Linked DNA regions of Homo sapiens: region 2 is linked to region 1. A link is an interaction called in ENCODE POLR2A ChIA-PET data of the cell type or tissue named here. Cell type or tissue: Panc1. All regions are shown on one strand. Links, peaks and the distances in the headings refer to the core of each region. The heading gives the core; the rest is flanking DNA.

Region 1 (2,908 bases), core at 133-2,632:
CAGCCTGGGCGACAGAGCGAGACTCCATCTCAAAAAAAAAGAAGCAAAACCCGAGGTCACAGGCTGGGTGATCGTCTATCACGTTGTTAAGTTTTCTGTTGTATGTAATTAGCAAATGAACCTCTGCGGAAGATTTCATAGCTCATCAGGCGACCACTTCCATTTGGAGAGGCTTCACTGAAAGCCCATAAAGACCACTGACAAGAACCAGGAAAGTTGGAAAGTGGAATCTGAAAGACCCCTTGCTTCCTTGCTTTCAAGCATAGTAGCTTCCTTGTTGGGGTCTTTCTCAGTGGACGGGGGAGAGTCGGGGGGCAAGAGCAGCGGCCAGCGAACCTGGTGGATGGGGCCCAGGTGCAAAGCAAATCCTGCCTCTGCCACTCACCTGCTGGATGACCTTGGAACCTTCATGTTTGAGCCTCAGTTTCCCTGTTTGCAAAATGGTAATTATATGACCTTCGTAGCATTGCCACGTGGGCGTAATTACTGAGTTGAACCACCCCTTCCCCCACCACAACCCACAACAGTGGTGAGCAAACATTTGATGCTCAATAAACGTGAACTTTTCTTCCTTTGTCTTCCTGGGTGGTCCAGGGAAGCCATCCCCAGTCTCTTGGGGACCGTGACACACCTCTCCAGGAGTTGTTTCTTAGCAGTAGTCCCCTCTGCCACTCACTGGACCAACAGAAACAAATCAATAATCAAGTCCAGGGGTCACAAACATGGATGCTGCCAGGCCAGGTAGACACACCCGAGCCAGGGGGTCAGATGCTGGTGACCTGGACTGCATGGCCTTGCCTGCTTGGCTCCAGCTGCTGTGGCCAGATGGGAACAAAGCCCCACTGGGGCCAATTCCTCTGGTTTTCCAGACTCCCCTCATCCACCTTTCTTGGGATAAAACCTAATAGATAAATAATGGCAATAAAATTCAACTTTTAAAAACTGTAAAAAACAACCTACAGTGAGCCAAAACAACTGTCCTTGGGCCACCAGTTTTTTTGTATGTGTTTTGCTGTTGTTGTGTTGTGTGTGTTGTTGTTGTTGAGACAAAGTCTCACTCTGTCACCCAGTGCAGTATCACAATCTCAGCCCGCTACAGCCTCGACCTCATGGGCTCAAGTGATCCTCACGCCTCAGCCTCCCAAACTGCTGGGATTACAGGCATGAGCCACCAAGCCCCACCTGGCCACCAGTTTTCAATGTCTGAATTTCTTCCTACTTGGTAAAAGCCTGGCATATGTGTCTCCACACTGCCTCCTCTGGCCCTGGCAGATATTGCTTGTCGCTCCCATCACTTTCCTGCAGAAGCAGAACTCCCTCAGTGCTCCTTACGACCTAGCATCCAGGTGGTCACCACCAGTCAGCGTGTGCAGTTAGAGCAGAGGAGGCCACCGTTGTCCCAGTCTACTCCAAACCGTCATTGCAGAGATGGGGAAGGACTGGCTTTAGCTCACCCATGTTCAAAGATGGTCTCAGCTTTTCCCTGGCAACTTGCCCAGGACGAACACAGAGGAAGAGAAAAGGGACTGGCTAGAGGAGGCTGTGCATGTTTCTTTTCTTTCTTTCTTTCTTTTTTTGACAGAGTCTCACTGTGTCACCCAGGCTGGAGTACCGTGGCGCAATCTCGGCTCACTGCAACCTCTGCCTCCTGGATTCAAGCAATTCTCCTGCCTCAGTCTCCTGAGTAGCTGGGATCACAGGCGTGTGCCACCACACCCGGCTGATGTTTGTGTTTTCAGTAGAGACGGGGTTTCGCCATGTTGGTCAGGCTGGTCTCAAACTCCTGACCTCTTGATCTACCCGCCTCAGCCTCCCAAAGTGCTGGGATTACAGGCGTGAGCCACCGCACCTGGCCTGTGCATATTAGGTTTCTGTTTTTCCCGTCAATATCATGGGTTTGGAACTGAAGCATCTTAAAATGGCAAATGAGCAGGTGACAGTTGCAGTTTCGGCCACCTGCGTCCACTTCCCACAGGGTCCCTGGGTGCAGTGGGCAAGCGGATTGTGTGTGAGTGTTGAGGGGAGGGCAGTTAAATGCGACAATGTAATCCCTTTGTTAAGTTTTTGTTTGTTTGTTTGTTTTGAGACGGAGTCTCGCTCTGTCACCCAGGCTGGAGTGCAGTGGCGCAATCTTGGCTCACTGCAAGCTCCGCCTCCCAGGTTCAAGCCATTCTCCTCCCTTAGCCTCCTGAGTAGCTGGGACTACAGGTGCCCACCACCACGCCCGGCTAATTTTTTGTATTTTTAGTACAGATGGGGTTTCACCGTTTTAGCTCCTGACCTCGTGATCCGCCCGCCTCAGCCTCCCAATATGGTGGGATTACAGGTGTGAGCCACCACACCCAGCAATCCCTTTGTTAAGTTTTAAGGAACGACTGAAATGGCAGTTCTAGCCAGAATGTGGGAGGGGAATTAAGGCTCAAGTTCTAAATTAAAGGAAAATTATTAAGAGCTGTTTCTTAGGCACCTGAGCTGGAGGCCGATTCCTGTTGGCTGCCAGGTGGATAATTTTGTCTCCAAGCCCAGAGAGTTGAGTTGCCATTATCGCCTCCTAGGGACGTAGGCGTCTGCTCCTGATGCCTGCCTGCCCATGTATTTATTCCACTGCCATTCATTAGCTCACGTTATGTGCTGGCAGCGTCCTGGGGGCGGGCTGGGAAGGGGCAGAGCTATGAGTCAGGTGGGGCTCCTCCGTGCGGGGCAGCGAGGGAGACAGCCCAGGCTCAAAGGACCTTCACAGAATGGAAGGTGCTGGAGCCTTGGAGAAGAGACTGCGCCCAGTTGATGGGGTGGAGGAGGCTCTGGGAGGGGGTGAAGTCGGAATGGGGCTGGAACAAGGGGCATCTCATGGGGTGGGGGAGGGGCAATTGGAGGCAAGGTCAGAAACTTCTAGGCTCCTGCAGGCACA
Region 2 (2,908 bases), core at 176-2,675, 340 kb before region 1:
CTCCTCAGGGCCGGGAGAGCAGCGCACATGCGGGAGGGTGGAGATCATGAACATGGGTGTGAATGTCGCTGCTCTAGCTGAGATGGGTCCGCCAGGCTTGTCCAGTCTGAGATGGGTGAGTCACTGTCTTGTCCCTGAGATAAGAGAGGGGCCCAGGCATGAGATACAGCCCAAATGATAAGACTGGCATCCCAGGACCCCACACCATAGCATCCCAATATCCCCAGAGGGATCAGCTCCAGCAGGGCCTCCCTTATAATCCATTCTCCAGCCTACAGCCAGAGGGGTATGGGGAAATGCAGTTCCAAGGCTGTCATCACTGCCCCGTGCTTCAGCTGCTCCCAGTGCTCTGGGGATTTGCTCAGAGCCCTGGTGGAGGCTCGTGGTGCCTTGCTGACCCTGCCTCACCCCACCCCCTCCACCCTCATCCCTCATCCAGTCCTTCCAGGCAGATCAGGCTTCTCCGCTTCAGAAGCTTTGCACGTGCTGTTCCCTTGGGCTGGCATGCCCTTCCCTGCTTTTCACTGCATCCAGCTGGACTTTTTTTTTATTATGTTCAACAGAAAATTCACAATCAGGTCTTCGGCCTGCCACTCAGCTCTGCCTGCCCTTCCCCTTCAGGAGACAGGTGCCGCTTTGTGAGCTGCCATAGGCTTTCTGCCTCCCGCTTGGCCACCAACCTCCAACTCACAGCTCAGACTCTCTCATCCCTCTGCAGGGCAGTATAACTCAGCAGTCCAATTCCTCTGGTCTTTGTAGCCATCATTCCCTCAAATTTTTCCAATGCCTGCATCAGCATTCCCAGCCACAGCATTCCCTCTACCAGCATTCCCTGTGAGTGTTCCCGGGCCACCACTGGTGCCATCTTTAGCAATCGTGCTGCCACCTTGTGCTGGGGAATATCTGTGCCCCAACCACCAATGAGCTCCAGTAAAAACTCTGGATACCAAAGGCTCAGATAAACTTCCTTGGTTGTTTATCCTCTTTGTGTATTATCATACATCATGTCTGGGAGGAGGTCACACCATCTGAGACAACCAGAAACTCCATGTTTGGACCCTTCCTGGACTTTGCCCTCTGTGTCTCTCCCCTTGGCTGGCTTGGATGTGTATGCTTTCACTATAATAAAATTGTAATAAGTATAGCACTTTCCTGAGTGCTATACTTTTCTTTGAGTCATTCTAGTGAATGATTGTATCTTAGGGTGGTTACAGGGACCTCTGACTATGTCACCAATTGATCTGAAGGGACGGTGATCCTGGAAACCCCATTCTCGGCTGGTGCCTGAAGTAAGAGCAGCCTGGTGGGGACTCCTTCCTTAAACTCTATCATTTGCTGAACTCCTTACAGTTGGTGTCAGAGTTGGGACTTTCTAGACCAACCCTGACTCACTGGAACATGTGGTTTGGGAAGAGTAAAAGGGTAGGAGCTGAGGAAACTTTCATTCCTGGTGGTGGCTGTGCTGCAATCCATTTTTTGTCTTTTTTTTTTTTTCAAGTACACTTGCAGGTAGAACCAATACAATCAATTTTTTGTAAGGTAAAAGTTATCAATGGAATTTAGAAATGAGGGATCCAACTCCTAAGCAGTTGGCTCACTAGAATATAAGGAAATGCAAAGAAACAACAAAAAAGGAAAATGTGAAATCCCTTGGTTATTGTTATCTGCAGTGGTTAAAAGGTAAGTGAGTGTAGGAAGGGACCCTGGTGCTGAGCCAAGATTCTGGTCAGCCTGGACCACAGCCTCTAGCCTGAAGCCCTACCCAAGGAATGTGTGGGGTAGATTCCGATGCTGGGCCAGGGTACAGTCAGTTGACCCAAGGTGTAGCTACTGGCCTCAGAGCCTCCTCCAAAGGGAAAAGTGTGCCGAGACAACAGATAGTAAAGGTTTTCATAAGAGCATGGACAAAACAAAGGGGTAGGACCAAGGAGAGAGTCAAGGGACTCATCCCAGCAGGGTGGAAGCTTTTAAACAGGTGTTAAGAAATAAGATGAATAAAGTGGATATTGATGAGGACGAAACAACGGTCTCAATGCAGCACTCACAGAAGCTGGATGGACCCTGCCGGCCGCCCAATGTGAAAAGGCCCTAAAAAATCTGCTTTATTCATTCTAGTTCGGAAGATTTTTAAAACCTGGGAGGCCTAAAATGACAGTGAGAATTCTGATCTCAAGTTGCCTGAGGCAGTGGTCTCACAATCTAACCAGGAGAAGGCCTGAGTCTCTCGGCCCACCCCCTAGCTGGGGACCCAAAGCCATACACACACGGGTGAGTGAAATGGCCGGGGGAGGAGAACAGACTCCGTCTGTGGGAGCCTCTGCTCTGTGATTCCAAACCTGTCAGCGAAGCCCGAATGGAGGCTCTCGTTCAATGGGGAGGATTTAGAAATGTGATGGTTGACGGAATTAAGGTGGATACTTAGGTGAAAACTGGAATGTTGGAACAAATTCTCTGTGAAGTGCCTGCACCTGCTTTATCGGAGCATATGCTGGGGATAGAGATGGTCTGGCTGGGGAATGCTTCTCCCACCAATTGCTGTAAAATAGAAGGCAGGTAAACCTGCCCTTCTGGCAATAGTGATTGAAGACCAGCATCTGGTCAGCTGATTCAGACTTTGGAGGGTACACACTCCACGTCCAGGAATATTGCAACTCCTTCCCATAAAACTACCCCCAAAAGCCCTGGAGTCCTTACACAGACCAGGCTGTACGGCAAAAGCCTGTTAGTGCCACCCAGGGGTGACCACTGGGATTTGGGACTAGAAAATTTTCATTGGAGAGACAATGATTGCATTTTGACTGAGGCCACTCTTATGATTGAAGGCTATAAAATAATCTAAAAATCTGAAATACACATAATGTTCTGGACGATGTCAAAGAAACACCCTAATGGGGAGGGCAACACCCAG

The links. ChIA-PET counts read pairs that join two places held together with the same protein. Peaks named below come from ENCODE experiments on the same cell type or tissue, not always from the same donor. Only the 100,000 strongest peaks of a DNase experiment are listed, where the experiment ranks them.
Region 2: POLR2A ChIA-PET joins it to region 1 with 12 read pairs; 2 of 35 experiments call an interaction of 5 or more read pairs at or near these places.

The regions. Positions count from the first base shown.
Region 1 is chr3:13,307,043-13,309,950 of GRCh38, reverse strand. No RefSeq gene overlaps it. Among named protein-coding and RNA genes, the nearest start is that of NUP210, 110 kb to the left of the region's middle. In Panc1, for the core only: no CTCF peak of the experiment used is centred there; a DNase peak (open chromatin) is centred at 1,280.
Region 2 is chr3:13,643,373-13,646,280 of GRCh38, reverse strand. No RefSeq gene overlaps it. Among named protein-coding and RNA genes, the nearest start is that of LINC00620, 5.9 kb to the left of the region's middle. In Panc1, for the core only: a CTCF peak has its summit at 939; no DNase peak of the experiment used is centred there.